3 separate regions of the Homo sapiens genome follow, and regions 2 and 3 are each linked to region 1. The links are chromatin contacts, found by Hi-C or POLR2A ChIA-PET in ENCODE. All regions are on one chromosome and are shown on one strand. The core of a region is the stretch at or near the end of the contact, and the rest is flanking DNA. Distances in the headings are between cores, read along the strand shown. Region 1 holds the start of ZNF391 (zinc finger protein 391). Region 2 holds the start of LINC01012 (long intergenic non-protein coding RNA 1012). Region 3 has its middle 6.1 kb from the start of H2BC11.

What was found. A loop is a pair of places that touch in the nucleus more often than their neighbours do. ChIA-PET counts read pairs that join two places held with the same protein, here RNA polymerase II (POLR2A). Pooled maps may share reads with other maps.
Region 2: a loop to region 1 is called in a pooled map, with 3 times the contacts of the local background. The contact joins the promoter of LINC01012 here to the promoter of ZNF391 in region 1. A Hi-C loop is called at or near these places in 1 of 168 maps with a recorded cell type or tissue (CD4-positive, alpha-beta memory T cell) and 9 of 50 pooled maps. POLR2A ChIA-PET finds 5 or more read pairs at or near these places in 3 of 52 experiments (AG04450, activated CD8-positive, alpha-beta memory T cell and activated naive CD4-positive, alpha-beta T cell).
Region 3: a loop to region 1 is called in a pooled map, with 4 times the contacts of the local background. The contact joins the enhancer-like site here to the promoter of ZNF391 in region 1. A Hi-C loop is called at or near these places in 12 of 50 pooled maps. POLR2A ChIA-PET finds 5 or more read pairs at or near these places in 3 of 52 experiments (CD4-positive, alpha-beta T cell, PC-9 and activated B cell).

What each region holds. Positions count from the first base shown.
Region 1 is chr6:27,385,747-27,390,666 of GRCh38, forward strand. ZNF391 (zinc finger protein 391) reads left to right here and starts at 3,013. Exons shown (of 3, transcript NM_001076781.3): 1 at 3,013-3,329.
Region 2 is chr6:27,692,119-27,697,038 of GRCh38, forward strand. LINC01012 (long intergenic non-protein coding RNA 1012) reads left to right here and starts at 1,917. Exons shown (of 4, transcript NR_038294.1): 1 at 1,917-2,388.
Region 3 is chr6:27,124,225-27,129,144 of GRCh38, forward strand. No RefSeq gene overlaps it. Among named protein-coding and RNA genes, the nearest start is that of H2BC11, 6.1 kb to the right of the region's middle. RefSeq lists enhancers at 2,823-2,872, 3,083-3,152, 4,175-4,334. Within about 2 kb of position 2,972, at least 19 of the 41 ENCODE cell types and tissues checked have a DNase peak (open chromatin) inside an H3K27ac peak, as active enhancers do.

The sequences.
Region 1 (4,920 bases), core at 1,763-4,262:
TAGTTGAAATCAACAACATCATCAATCAACTAGATATAATGGCCATCTATAGACTTCATCCAAGAACAGCAGAATACTCTTTCTTCTCAAACTCACATGGAACATTAATCAATATAGACCATGTTCTGGGCTGTAAAACATAACTTAACAAATTTAAAAGAATAGAAATCATACAATGATTTATCTCAGATGACATTAGAGTTAACTAGAAATCAATAACAGAAAGATCATTGGAAAATCTCCCACATACTTGGAGATTAAGCAATACACTTCTAAATAATACATGGGTCAAAGAAGAAATGCCAAGAGCAATTAAAAGATACTTCAAACTACATGAAAATGAAAACACAACTTATCAAAATTTATAGAATGCTGTGAAAGCAGTGCTTAGGGGGAATTTATGGCAATGAATATATACATATTAGAAATAGCATAAAAATACCTAGGAATAAATTTAACCAAGGAAGTGAAAGACCTGTATGCTGAATACTGCAATTGCTTAAAGAAATTAAAGAAGACCTAAATAATTGGAAAGACATCCCATGTTCATGGGTTGGAAGACTAACTACTGATAAGATGATAATACAATTTGATATACAGATTCAATGTATTCCTTATAAAAATTTCAACATTTGTTTGCAGAAATAGAAAATCCCATCCTAAAATTCACATGGAAAATCAAATTACCCTGAATAACCAATGAAAACCTTGGAGAAAAGAATAAAGTTTAAAGACACATACTTCATAATTTCAAAACTTTACACAAGCCTACAGTAACCTAAAGAGTGTGGTGCTGGAATAAGAATAGGAATATAGACCAATAAAATAGAAAAGAGAGCCCAGAAATAAACCTCACATATACGGTTGATTGATTGATTTTCAACAAGTGCCAAGACCATTCAATGGGAAATGGACAGTATTTTCAACAAATGGTGCTGGGAAAACTGGATATCCAAATGCAAAATAATAAAGTTGTAGTATTTACACCATCTACAAAAATTAACCCAAAATGGATCAAGGACCTAAATTTAAGAAGCAAAACTATAAAACTCTTAGCAGAAAACATAAAAATCTTTATTAGACAATGTAATTTTCAAGTATTGCACAGGTGATAAAAATAAATAAATGGAGCTTCATCAAAATTAAAAAGTTTTATGCATCAAAGGACACTATCAAAAGAGAGAAAAACTTCACAGACTGGGAGAAAATATTTGCAAATCATATCTGAAGAAGAATATCTGGAATATACAAAAACTCATGCAACACAACAAAACCTAATTCAAAAATAGGCAAAGGATTTGAACAGACATTTCTCCAAAGAAGACACACAAATAAGTACATGACAAGATGCTCAACATCACTAGCCATTAGGGAAATGCAAATTAAAGCCACAATGAGATAAAGCTTATACCCATTATGATGGTTATAATACTACAACTACAACAAAACAGAAGTTAACAAGTGTTAGCAAAGATGTGGAGAACTAGAACCCTCCTGCACTGCTGATGGGAATGTAAAACGATGCAGCCATTATGGAAAACAGTTTGATGGTTCCTCTAGAAAGCTGATTGCAGAGTTACCATATGATATAGCAATTCAATGCCTAGGTGTATACCCAAAGAATTGAAAACAGTGACTCAGATACTTGTACACCAATGTTCACAGCAGCATTATTCACAATGGCCAAAAGGCAGGAACCACCCAAGTGTTCAACAAGAGATTAATGGATAAACAAAATATTATGTATGTATATTTATACACTGTTTGTGTATAAACACACACATATACACGAAGGAATATTATTTAGCCATTAAAAGGCATGAAGGATACATGCTGCAGTATGAATGAACCTTGAAAACTTTATGCTAATTAAAAATAATCCAGACATAAATAGACAAATATTGTATTATTTTACTTATATGGCATATCTAGAACAGGCAAATTCATAGAAACATAGTGTAAAATAAAGGTTACCAGGGACTGTGGGGAGCAGGGAATAGAGACTGCTCAATGGGCATCTTTAGGGATGACGAAAATGTTCTAGAATTAGATAGTGACGGTGCTGTTGTGAATACGCTAAAAACTTTACTGTATGACTTTAAAATGGTAACTTTAATGTTGTGCATAGTTTACCACAGTTTGAAAGTGTTTTTAATTTTTAAAAATAGGAAATGATAAAATTAGACTTTATCTAATTCTTTCCAGCTTTATAATTTGGATCCTGCTCCTTTGTACTTCATGGCTCATGCTTTATACTTACTTGATGTTTCTATGGTACTTGTGCACAGCTGTCATGTATCAGACCTGCAGTTTTGCACATGCTTTCCACTCTTCTAGTTCCTCAACTATTTGTAAGGTTGCCCTCCTTTATGTTTTCCATTAAATCTTCCATTAGTCAAACCACTCCAGTGTCCCTCGTTCCATAAGTTTCCCCTGCTCTGAACTCCCAGGGCACATTGTGCAACTTCATTACCTTATATTAAAATTATCTGGAATTTTAAAAAATCTACTAGATTAGGGTAGTGTCCTGATTTTATTCATTTTTTTCTTTTGGTGAAATTTGAGACATGTCTTGCATTTAACAGTATTTAAGCAACTAGATTGTGCAACGGAGCCAGTTTCTCCAGACAGGCTGGAGAGACCACTTGCATCAGAATCATCTGGGGTGCCCCTTGAAAATGCAATGTTCCGGGCCAACGAGTCAATCTCGGAGTGTAAATCTTGTGAAGCTGTATTTTAACAAGCTCACTTGGTGATTTATTTGTGTACGCTATTTAAAACTCTGTGAACCACCGGTCTAGGCTATACTTTGCAGTGTATTAAGGTGGTCTTCGGCACCTCTCGCAGACCCCCTTCCTCTTGCCTCTAGCGCCAACCTCTCAGCCTCTCGCATACCAGGGGAGGGGCTTTGCAAAACCTTCCACGAAAGTGAATCCCAGCACAGCCCTGCTGTAGCTGGCTCTCAGGCGCAAGCGCAGAGCTGCGACCGCTGCTGATACGTTGCTCAGTCTCAGTGTGGTCTCTGTTTTGCAACTGGTCGTCCGCGTCAGGAGACTTAGGTCCAGGCGACTGCCCAGACAATGACTGGTCCCGCATACCGAGCAGAGCATGATCAGCAGCAGTCTGAGTGGAAGAGTGCCTGTGATCTTAGGGAACCTGATGGGCGTTGGAGCAGCGGTTCGACGCATGGGTTTCTCTTTAATCCTTCCGACTTCCCCAAGCCCAGCGCACTCAGGTTCCGCTCCAAGTGCGGGACCCGCCCGGGGTGTGTCGGGGGTACTCGGCCGGAGGCGGCCGGTGAGTGAGGCTTACAGGGCCCCGGGACCAAGGTGGGTGCTCTTAGAGGTTCTGGAAAGCGGAAACACGGGTTCTTCGAAGGAAACGGGCGAAAGGGTCGCGTGTGGTTTGGCTGCAGGTCGGGTCAGGAGGCACCTCCACGGTTGGGACGCCGCGTGGCGTGGGGTCATGAAGCCCCCAGCGCTCGTCTCACTGGCGGGCCAGCCTAGTCCCTCTGCGGCAGTGACAGCCAGTGGTTTTCCCCGGGTGTATCCCTGGGAGATGAAAAAGAGCAGGGTTGCTCCCTGCTTCCCCTCTAGCTGGGCGAGGGAGGTCTTCGGTACTGGGGTGTTTCCCAGGTGCTTACTGAGTGCAGGCACTGCTCCAAGAGTTTTTACCTGCATTAACTCATTTAATCCTTGCATCAACCCTATGAAGTAATGTACTATTATTATGCCCATGTTACAGATAAGGAAATTGAGGCACACAGAGATGAAGTACTTGCTTGGCCGGGCGCAGTGGCTCACGCCTGTAATCCCAGCACTTTGGGAGGCCAAGGCGGGCGGATCACCTGAGGTCGAGACCAGCCTGGCCAATACGGTGAAACCCGTTCTCTACTAAAAATACAAAAATTAGGTGGGAGTGGTGGCGCGCGCCTGTAATCCCTGCTACTCGGGAGGCTGAGGCAGGAGAATCACTTGTACCCGGGAGGCAGAGGTTGGAGCGAGCAGAGACCACGCCACTGCACTCCAGCGTAGGCAACAAGAGTGAAACTCCGCGCCCCTCCCCCCCAAAAAAGAGAAGTACTTGCTTGAGTGCCAGTCCTTAGTTTATGTTTCTGATGATGAAGGTTGGTACTTGAATAAAGTAGTTGTTAATTATTTGTTGTGGGTGTATTGACAGTTACTGTGGATCATTGAGTTTGTGCTTTATGTGTGAGTTTGTGCTTTGAGCCAATATCTGGGAACATTGTTACCTGAAGATCACCTTTGGTAGGACAAGATTTTCTCTATTCTGTGATTAAACTGAGGCTGCCCAGGCAGTTCTGCTGATTGCTTTGTGGATTGGCAAAGGCTCCAGGAAGCAATCAACCTAGTGCCACAAAACAAAGCACCCAGAGAAGCCCTATTCCTGACCCTTCAAAACCTTCTTCCTTCTGAAGGGGGTAGAAAATAAAGGAGAATTATCCCTGGATCAGGAATTGATTATAGGAGAGACAAGCAATGTCAAAAGAATTTTAGATAATTAGGGTAACTGTGGTGGCCAGCGCTGTTAGTGCTAAAAAGTTTGAGTCACATAAAGGAATAGCAAACCACCAGGTTGGCTAGGGCTGCAGCATGTTGTGACCACTTAAGAGAATAATGATTTTGTAGGGATACAGTATCCAGAGAGCAGTAAGGTGACTCAAATAATGAAAGTATGAGGAAGAAAGGAGAAAAGGAGAGGCAACTTTCCACATTATGGTGGAGGAATCCCTTGGATGGACTCTGGATAAAGGTATAGCCCTAACCTCCTAGCATCTCTGAAATATGTTTGGGGGCTATCCCTGAAACTTTTGTCACATCCGCTAGACTTCCTTTTCCCATCTTACATACATCCTCCAAAGCCAGGAAAAAGAATGCATCTCTCCATGCTCTAGAGCAG
Region 2 (4,920 bases), core at 667-3,166, 310 kb after region 1:
TTATGGCCAGAGAAAACTCTGAGTATTCAGATTTATCCCAAAAGTTTCTAAAATGACCAAACTGTTCAGAATCATGCTTTTTTCCCTTTTCTTTCTTTCTTTTTTTTTTTTGTTTTTTGTTTTTTGTTTTTTGAGATGGAGTCTTGCTCTGTTGTCCAGGCTGGAGTGCAGTGGTGGGATCTCAGCTCACCGCAACCTCCGCTATCTTGGTTCAAGAGATTCTCTTGCGTCAGCCTCTCCAGTAGCTAGGATTACAGGCACCCGCTACCACACTCAGCTAGTTTTTGTATTTTTAGTAGAGTTGGGGTTTCACCATGTTGGCCAGGCTGGTCTCGAAGTCGTGACCTCAAGTGATCTGCCTGCCTCGGCCTCCCAGAGTGCTGGGATTACAGGCGCGAGCCACCACGCCTGAGCAGAATCATGCTCTTAATTGTACTTGAAAAACAAAACTTTATCTGAAAAAACTTTCTGAGTTTTTGTTTGTATGTTTTTGTTTCTGCTAAAGCTCAAAGTTTCTGACCCTAGGCAAGTTTTTATTAGTCATAGTGCATTAATAACAAATAAATACAAATAGGGCTAATAGGAAAAAAAGGACTAAGAAACTAAGAGGTAAGAAACAGAAGAATGACAGGTTTTGCTTTAAGGAAAAGTGGAGTGGCCCGGCCTTGGTGGCTCATGCCTGTAATCCCAGCACTTTGGGAGGCCGAGGCGGGTGGATCACGAGGTCAGGAGTTTGAGACCAGCCTGGCCAAGGTGGTGAAACCTCGTCTCTACTAAAAATACAAAAATTAGCCAGGTGCGGTGGTGGGTGCCTGTAATCCCAGCTACTCGGGAGGCTGAGGAGGCTGAGGCAGGAGAATCGCTTGAACACGGGAGGTGGAGGTTGCAGTGAGCCGAGGTCGCGCCACTGCACTCTAGCCTGGGCGACAGAGCAAGATTCCGTCAAAAAAAAAAAAAAATTAAAAAGATTTGCTTCCAACCACATAAGGGGAGGAGTGGTTTATAGATTAATAAAATTGCCACGAGTTGGTATTTCTTTTCTTTCATCTTGTTTTCTTTCTTTTTTTTTTTTTTTTGAGGCGCAGTTTCGCTGTTGTTGCCCAGGCTGGAGTGCAATGGCGCTATCTCGGCTAATCACAACCTCCGCCTCCTGGGTTTAAGCGATTCTCCTGCCTCAGCCTCCCTAGTAGCTGGGATTGCAGGCATGCACCACCACATCCGGCTAATTCTTTTTATTTTTAGTAGAAACAAGGTTTCTCCATTTTGGTCAGGCTGGTCTCAAACTCCCAACCTCAGGTGATCCGCCCACCTCGGCCTCCCAAAGTGCTGGGATTACAGGCGTGAGCCACCGCGCCAGGCCTTCTTCTTCTTTTTTTTTTTTTTTTTTTTTTTTTTTTGAGAGGAGTCTTGCACTGTCGCGCGGGCTGGTGTGCAGTGGTGTCATCTCGGCTCGCTGCAACCTCCGCCTCCAAGGTTCAAGCGATTCTCCTGCCTCAGTCTCCCGAGTAGCTAGGATTACAGGCGCCCGCCACCACGCCCAACTAGTTTTTTGTATTTTTAGTACAGACGAGGTTTTACTATGTTGGCCAGGTTGGTTTCGAACTCCTGACCTTGTGATCCGCCCGTCTCGGCCTCCCAAAGTGTTGGGATTACAGGCGTGAGCCACCGCGCCCGGCCGAGTTAGTAATTCTTGAAGGTGTGTCAGGTACATTGGATGCACTGTACTATTCTGTCTACCTTTGTATATATACTTTAAAGGTTTTTCCCCACAATTTCTCTGGGAAACCTGAACCTTTCTTCCCCGTGTGTTTAGAAGGGAAGGTGAGGAGAGTCAAAGGCACATGGAGCATTAACAGTTGGAATAAACGACAGAGACACGGAAACCTCCGAGGTTTCCAGAGCGGACCCGGAAATGACGCCAGGGGATGCAAACCCTTCTGCCCCTTTTTGCTACCCCTGAAGCTTACTGTTAGTGGTCGAGTTTTTCTGGAAGTGGGCTTCCGCGATCGCGGGGACCAACGCCCTGAGCTCTTGTGCCCAAAGGGGATCGCCAGGTTTTTTGATGCGGATCGAAAGGGACTGGCCCCGGAGCCTACAACCTGACGCAGGTGGGACTTGGGGAAATGTCGAGAAACCTAGGTCTGGGACTTGAGTTGGCTTCCAGGGCACACATTCTTGTTCAGAAGAAACACATTGCAAAAATCGGGAGGTGACGGGCAGATGAAGTGTCGGCGCTTCGCCTCGGGACTCCAGTGCAACCTATGGGGCTTTTGGAAATGAGGAAGTCGATGACTCTGCAGGGACTCCTCTGACCCAGGAGCAGATGGCGCTCGTCTGGGCACTCCCCAGGAGAAAAGGTGCATCGGGAAGCAGCCTGGCTTGTGGATGGTAATAAGTCACTGTTGATGGGTTGGGTGCAGGGAGGGATTTAAGTTCTTGAGCGACAGATGCTAGGGAGTTTACCTGCTCTGGATAACAGTATCTTGTGGAGGATAGTCACCTGGAAAACAGAAATGGCGTGACTGTGTTGAATACACTGTTTGATGATTCTGGGCATCAGGTGAATAGGAAATGTGTAACGTTATGGATGAGTGTGTGCTCATCGGACAGTAGCAGTGCATCTTAACAGTCGGCCTCTCAGTCCTCCTCTTCCTTAGAATCACCTATAGAGCTTTAAAATTTCCTGGATAATGTTAATGTGCAGCCAGCGATGATGACCATTGGGCTACAGTCAAATCCAAGAGGCGCATCTCATCCTTTGTTCTGATGGACAGAAACCATTATTCTGACATCGTGCCTGTTGGAGACATTGTACCTTAACTAGCATTTAATTCATGTGTGCTGGATTCGCTGAATGAAACTTACCAGCAGGGTACTGAATCTTGAATAATACAAGGAACGAGTAGAATAAGATAGTTCTCATTTTATCCTTATCTAATCTAAGAAATCTAGCAATATTTCTCTGTTTAAGTTTTTTTTCTTCAACAAAAAACAAAATACATGTAAGAGGATTTTCTGACACTGCTGGGGGCTCATAGAATTCTAGTGTCTAGTGTCTTTTCTGTCAGTTAATGTTACAAAGTTCAGTGGTGCTCCTTTTTTGAGATGGTGTCTAGCTCTGTCACTCAGGCTGGAGTGAAGTGGTGCCAACTTGGCTCACTGCATCCTCTGCTTCCCGGGTTCAAGCGATTCTCCTGCCTCAGCCTCCCAAGTAGTTAGGATTTCAGGTGTGTGCCACAACGCCCAGCTACTTAGTAGAGCCGAGGTTTCCCCATGTTGGCCAGGCTGGTCTCGAACTCCTGACCTCAAGTGATCCACACATCTCGGCTTCCCATAGTGCTGGGATTACAGTTGTGATGATCTTAAAACCTCTAACGATTTGGAAATATTCCTCCAGTGATCTTTGTTCTGTCGCAGTGATTGTAATAACATTTATTGAGGAGTTGTATGCCCAGTACTATTAAATAGGTTTACAAATTTTGTTATTTAATCCTCACAACTCTGTTAGAGAGATTGGATATTTTTATATCCATTTAACCACAGTAAAGCTGAGGCTTAGAGGATTTAACCTGGTAATAAGTCCAACATCCCACAACTAGTAAGTGACAGAACCAAGGATTTTCATTCATGTCTGTATAACATAAAAGCCTGTGTTTTATACTTTTTTTTTTTTTTTTTTTTTTTGAGATGAAGTCTCGCTCTTGTCTCCCAATCTGGAGTACAATGGCGCGATCTTGGCTCACCGTAACCTCTGCCTCCCAGGTTCAAGCGATTCTCCTGCCTCAGCCTCCTGAGTAACTGGGATTACAGGTGTGTACCACCACGCCCAGCTAATTTTTTGTATTTTAAGTAGAGACGGGGTTTCACCATGTTGGCCATACTGGTCTCGAACTCTTGACCTCAGGTGATCCATCCACCTCGGCCTTCCAAAGTGCTGGGATTACAGGTGTGAGCTACCGCGCCCAGCCATGTGTTTTTTACTTTTTAGTCAATGGGGCACTTCAGATTACAAGATCTGTGACCCCCCCACAACCATTCCATGAACTATTGGTTCAGCATATAAGAGGACCCGTTTTCTGCCATTTCCTGCATGATGCCTCTAGCAAGCATTGCAATCACAAAGACCTGGGTTTTTAAAATTATTACAAAGAAAAGGAAAGCTTCAGTAGTATGTTGATTAAAGGAATGTCTAGAAAAGGGGAATGGGATATGAGAACCAGGTTACACCAAATTGACAGTTTATGAAAAAATAGTAACCAAGAATATGATACTAATTTTGACTAATTGGTTTTGAATAGACATGGCTTTATTCATTTAAGACAAGCATCTCCATATTTGTGGAGTTTATTCTAGAGGAAAATACAGTTTCTCAGGTGATGGTATTGTGGAGAAAAAGAAATCAGAGAAGGGCAATATGGAGTAGGGTAGAGTGAGGAATGGGTGTTGAGTTTTAAATAGGATGAATGCGGAAGACTTTACCATTATTTAAGCAAAGACTAAGGAATGAGGAGTGAATCACGGGGATTCCAGAGAAGGAACATTCTAGGAAGGAAATATGCCTTGTTTTGGAAGCCATGAAGAGCTCTATACTGTTGACTAGAGATTTGTATTTTGGGTCTGTGACAAATACACCAGGATGATCAGAATCTAGCCAGGAAGGGGTAGAGTTCATGAGAGGAAGGAAGTTGACATTGGCTGGTAAAAACAGACTCTTAAAAGAAACCTCTTTCAGGCGGTGGCTCACGCCTGCAATCCCAGCACTTTGGGAGGCCAAGGTGGGGGCGGATCATGAGGTCAGGAGTTCGAGACCATCCTGGTTAACATGGTGAAACCCCGTCTCTACTAAAAACATAAAAATTAGCCAGGCATGGTGGCCTGCACCTGTAATCCCAGGTACTCAGGAGGCTGAGTCAGGAGAAT
Region 3 (4,920 bases), core at 1,722-4,221, 260 kb before region 1:
AAGCTCTTTTGAAAAACTTTGAGTAGAGAAGTTGCTTTCTCAGACTAAGCTTTGAAGTGTATTTCTTATCTGTCAGGAAGGTTGGAAGATGGCGAGCCTAGAAGTGGAGAAACCAGAAACTTTTCAAACAAGGAAGGGCCCCAGATGCTAGGCCATGTTCCTTCAGCCTCTGAAGTCAGCAGTGAATACATGTGACACAGGATTTCCTCCATAATGCTATGTGCCACGAATGCATGAAGGAATGAATGAAAAGAAAGCAAATGTGTGGGAATAATCTACAAGAGTTGGTAAGTCATTGGAGGTGGAGATGTATATCTAATGGGTGGGAATGCACAAATTTGTAAATATGTGTCAAGTGTACCATTGGGTACATGCGGACAAGGAATGTGGAGGGAACAGGAGCTGATACGTGAGAAGGAGCACATTTCAGAATCAAAACTATTCTGCTTTCTAGTACTGGCTTTGCCACTTATCAATCTTGTGACTTAAGGAAGTTTTCTACTCTGAGTCTCAGCTTCATCTCTAAAATGAGGATAATGATAACTGTTTGTGAAAAATATTAAGTTGGATAAAATAAAACAATGTAAATGACTCAATTTTTTTTTTCTGAGACAAAGTCTTCCTATGTCTCCCAGGCTGGAGTGCAGTGGTGTGATCTCGGCTCAGTGCAAGCTCCGCTTCCTGGGTTCACGTCATTCTTCTGCCTCAGCCTCCCAAGTAGCTGGGACTACAGGCTCCCGCCACCACGCCCGGCTAATTTTTTGTATTTTTAGTAGAGATGGGGTTTCACCGTGTTAGCCAGGATGGCCTCAATCTCCTGACCTCGTGATCCACCCACCTCGGCCTCCCAAAGTGCTGGGATTAGAGGCATTAGCCACCGTGCCTGGCCATGACTTACACTTTATTGTCCCCTAATACATAGCCCTGAATAGATGGCGGTGACTTTTTATAATAAGGTCCTTTTGGTGATATTTTCAAGAGGAGTGTCTCAGGCCATGTGGTTGCAAGTGCAGATTTAAAATAAGGAGAAATCTAGGCTAGAAACAAGTTTGCCAGCATTCATCCTTTCAGCTGTACTACGTCACCTACTCTGCACTAGGGCCAGAGAGGAAACAATGGCTGGTGAAAGAGCAACTGATATTTCTGAAGGCGGGAAGACATAAATAATTAGAACAAAAGAGAGGGTGAGCAAGGAATAGTGTTGACAGCGCAGCCCTCAAGTCTTGGGTCCTTCTAAGTGCAGGATGGAAAAGGAAGCATTGATGATACATAAATTCTTACAAGCCAATGTTTCTCTTCTAGGAGAAATGGAAACTCAGAAATCAGTGCTCTCAAAGAAGGGAAATTAGGTATGATTTCTTGGGAGCCACAACCCAACAAGGCTTTCCAAATAATACAGTCCTGAATTTGAGCCTCAGAGAAGGCAGGTATATTTTCAAGTCATGCACTGTATCAATTGCCTTTTTTTGGTACATAAAAGAAAATACTGTATATGCTAATAATCATTAACAAAAAAACATTCAGGTAAAAAGAAAAAATCTGAGTTTTAACAAAACTGAAAAACACTCAGAAGAGGACTATATGGAATGACAATTTGTTTTTCATCTTCTGGATCATCCCCTGAGGAAAGTAAAGAAATTTCCCTCAGGATATTCCAGTTGGCAACAGCAGAGCAGAGGAATATTACTTTATTCATTTATTCAGAGAAGTACTTTGCTGGGCACTGTTCTAGAAGCTGGGAAATACAAGTGATCAAAATATAACCTACCCCACAACTCCCAAATCCAGCTCGAAAAAACTTTTAGTGTGGAGGATGGGATAGTAAAGATAATAAGCCAATGAATAAGGAAAACATAGCATTTCAGATCTTTATATTATGATAAAAAAAAAAAAGTCCTAAATTGGAACAGGAAACACAGATGGGGTGGCTCAATTACAAGACAGCAGTTAAAGAAGGCCTCACTGACAAGATGAGTTCCCAGTGTCAGGACCCCAATATCCTTCCTTACAAAGAGTGGGGATCCCACCCTAGAAAAGGAATAGCAGTTCAGCCACCCCACAGCAGCTCTGGCATGGCTGTTTCTGGATACCTTCATGGAGAAATGCACACACTGCCCTTCATTTCAAAGATGAGCATCAGTCTCGTCTTCAGAGAAGATGCAGCCATTGTGGGGTTAGGGTTTCTCTCCTCAGGTCACTAGTGTAGATGCGCCTGCTGAGAAGTTTCAGCCACTCCACCTGCAATAAGAAAGACAGTTAATGAGAAAAGCAAGAGACAGAACCTGTGAAGAACATGTGACCATCAGTCATTTGAATGAAAGGGGGCAAATGTGAATGAAAGGGGACACATTTGTTTATTTGTGTTTGTATAAAGATATTCCAGACAGGTACACAGGAAACGAATAAAAGTGGTTAATTGTAGTATATCAAAGATAAAACACCAGGCCTTACTTTAAATGACGAAAACAGATTTTATTTAGTAACCACTGACAGTGGGGAACCATCTGGGTTTCATAACTGGCACATATCAAAATCAGGCTCCACTCCTACCAGAGCCTGGGAGACGAGGGCCCTATCTTCAGACGTTGACTGAAACAAACAGTAAATTCCTTTGGCGGCATCAATTGAGTTTTCTCAGGCAGGCACTTGAGAAGACCGGGGCTATTAGTAACTATGTTCGGGTTTGTTCAGGTCTTTATAGACCAAGGTGGCCACCTAGTCCAGAAGAGGGCTCAGAAGAAGCCGCCTAGAGTTTGGTCAAAAAGAGAATCTTTGCCAAGTAGATGGGGGAACTGGGCGGCTGGGGGCTGTTGGGGATGTGATGGTTTATAGTATTTCTTGTATATTCAATTATTAAACCGTAGCAATGAAATGCCTAATCGAAATCATAAAACGAAACAAAGTTTTGGCTACATTAGCCTATCCGTTATTGCCATAAGATGGCGACAGCCCTTCTCAACTCATAAAACTAAACAAAGTTTTAGCTACATTATCCCATCCATTATCGCCACAAGATGGCGATAGCGCTTCTCAACTCGCCTGCGGGACGGAGGCAGGGTGCGGCCCGGAGAACTCCTCCCTGTTCCAACAGCAGCTCTCCAGCCCGCAGCGCTTCCTGACGTTCCGTTAGTTCAGTCTCCTGAACTTCTCTGCATGTAGATTCCTCTCAGGGTAGCCCTTTGTTGACCAAAAACGAAATATGTTCACTGATTTGGCCAGCTTTTTTTTTTTTAACTTTTTTTTTGGAGGGGAAAGGGAGTGGTCATGGACATCCTGAAGCAGACACAAAAATATAGAGAATCCTGCACTTCCCAAGTCTCGTCGCACAGGCTTCAACAATTACCAACATCTTGCCCATTTTGTTTCATTATCCGCACCCACACTGACAGATGAGGGAGTCTAAAAAATATCTGAAACATGAAATCCCAAATATGTGATTTTAATCATGAATATTTTCACAAATATCCTAACAGATATGGATATAAAGAAAAAACGCTAAGATTTTACACCTAAGAAAATTTAAAAAATGATGTGTAACATTATCCAATACCTAGCCCTTAAAGAAAGAAAATCCTGAATTGTCTCAAATATTTTTATATTTTGTCTGAATGAGATCCCACCAGATCCAAATATGGCATTTGATTGCTGTTCCTCTTGAATGTATTAAAATCCATAGATTTACCCAAGTCTCCAAGTAGCCTGACTGCCCTTTGAAAAAGGAATTGAGACCATAATCTGGGTGGGAATTCTCACTGATCATGGATTGTCATTGCTTTTAAACCATTCTTTGAAAAGTGTTGGGGAAAAAATATTTTGTTTTCTTTCTTTTTTTTTTTTTTTTTTTTTTGAGACAGAGTCTCTCTCTGTTGCCCAGGCTGGAGTGCAGTAGCACGATTTCAGCTCATTGCAACCTCTGCCTTGCGAGTTCAAGTGATTTTCCTGCCTCAGGCTCCCAAGTAGCTGGGACTACAGGCACGCACCATCACGACTGGCTTATTTTTGTATTTTTAGTAAAGACCAGGTTTCACCATGTTGGCCAGGCTGATCTCTAACTCCTGACCTTACGTGATGTGCCTGCCTCAGCCTCCCAAAGTGCTGGGATTACATGCATGAGCCACTGCACCCAGTCAAAGGTATATTTTTTATGAGACTATTTTTAAAAACACTCAAATTGTCTGTCACAGCTCCTTGCCTATGCCCCTAAAAAGAGAGGGGAGGAGTGGGGGAAGGGGGGGAAACAGAAACAAAAAGAAAACTGACAAACAGAGGAGGAGTCCAAAAGCCCAACACCCATTAAGTCAAGACTTCCCACAGTTCTCTAAGCCAGCAAATGAATGTAATTTAAACTGCTTTAAACTTCATATAAAAATAAATCATTTTTGGTAAATCAATAAACAGAGGCATCTCCATGACTACTGGTGGGAGTATGTACTCCTCCTTTTCTAAAACAAAAAAAAACAGCAGGGAGCCCTGAGTTGGAAACATGAAAAGCATAACTTTTTTGAGTTGGCTATTATTAAGTGTAATATGAGAGGTACCACTCCATTCCTACCTCTCCTTTCTTTAACGAATGCATTTTGTCTACAGAAGAAATTATGCTTTTTCTTAGTCACTATTCAGCTCATCTATAACGTCCAAAATTGAACAGTACTTCAAGAGGGTGCTAAATGACTACATGCCACTTTAACTGAGTCTTCCAAAAATTCAGACTTCTGCTTATAAGGAATGTGGTACACATTAGGACTACCGAGTCTCATGGTCACCCATGCATTACCTTACCCTTTCTGTATAATGTATAGAAATGGGTCCAAAAAATGTTGAGATATGAGGTATAAAGCGTTCAGTAAGTTCACAGATGGTCCTGCTAGCAATAGCATGTAAGAAAGTGAAGCATATCGAAATCTAGAGTGTTTATCTCAG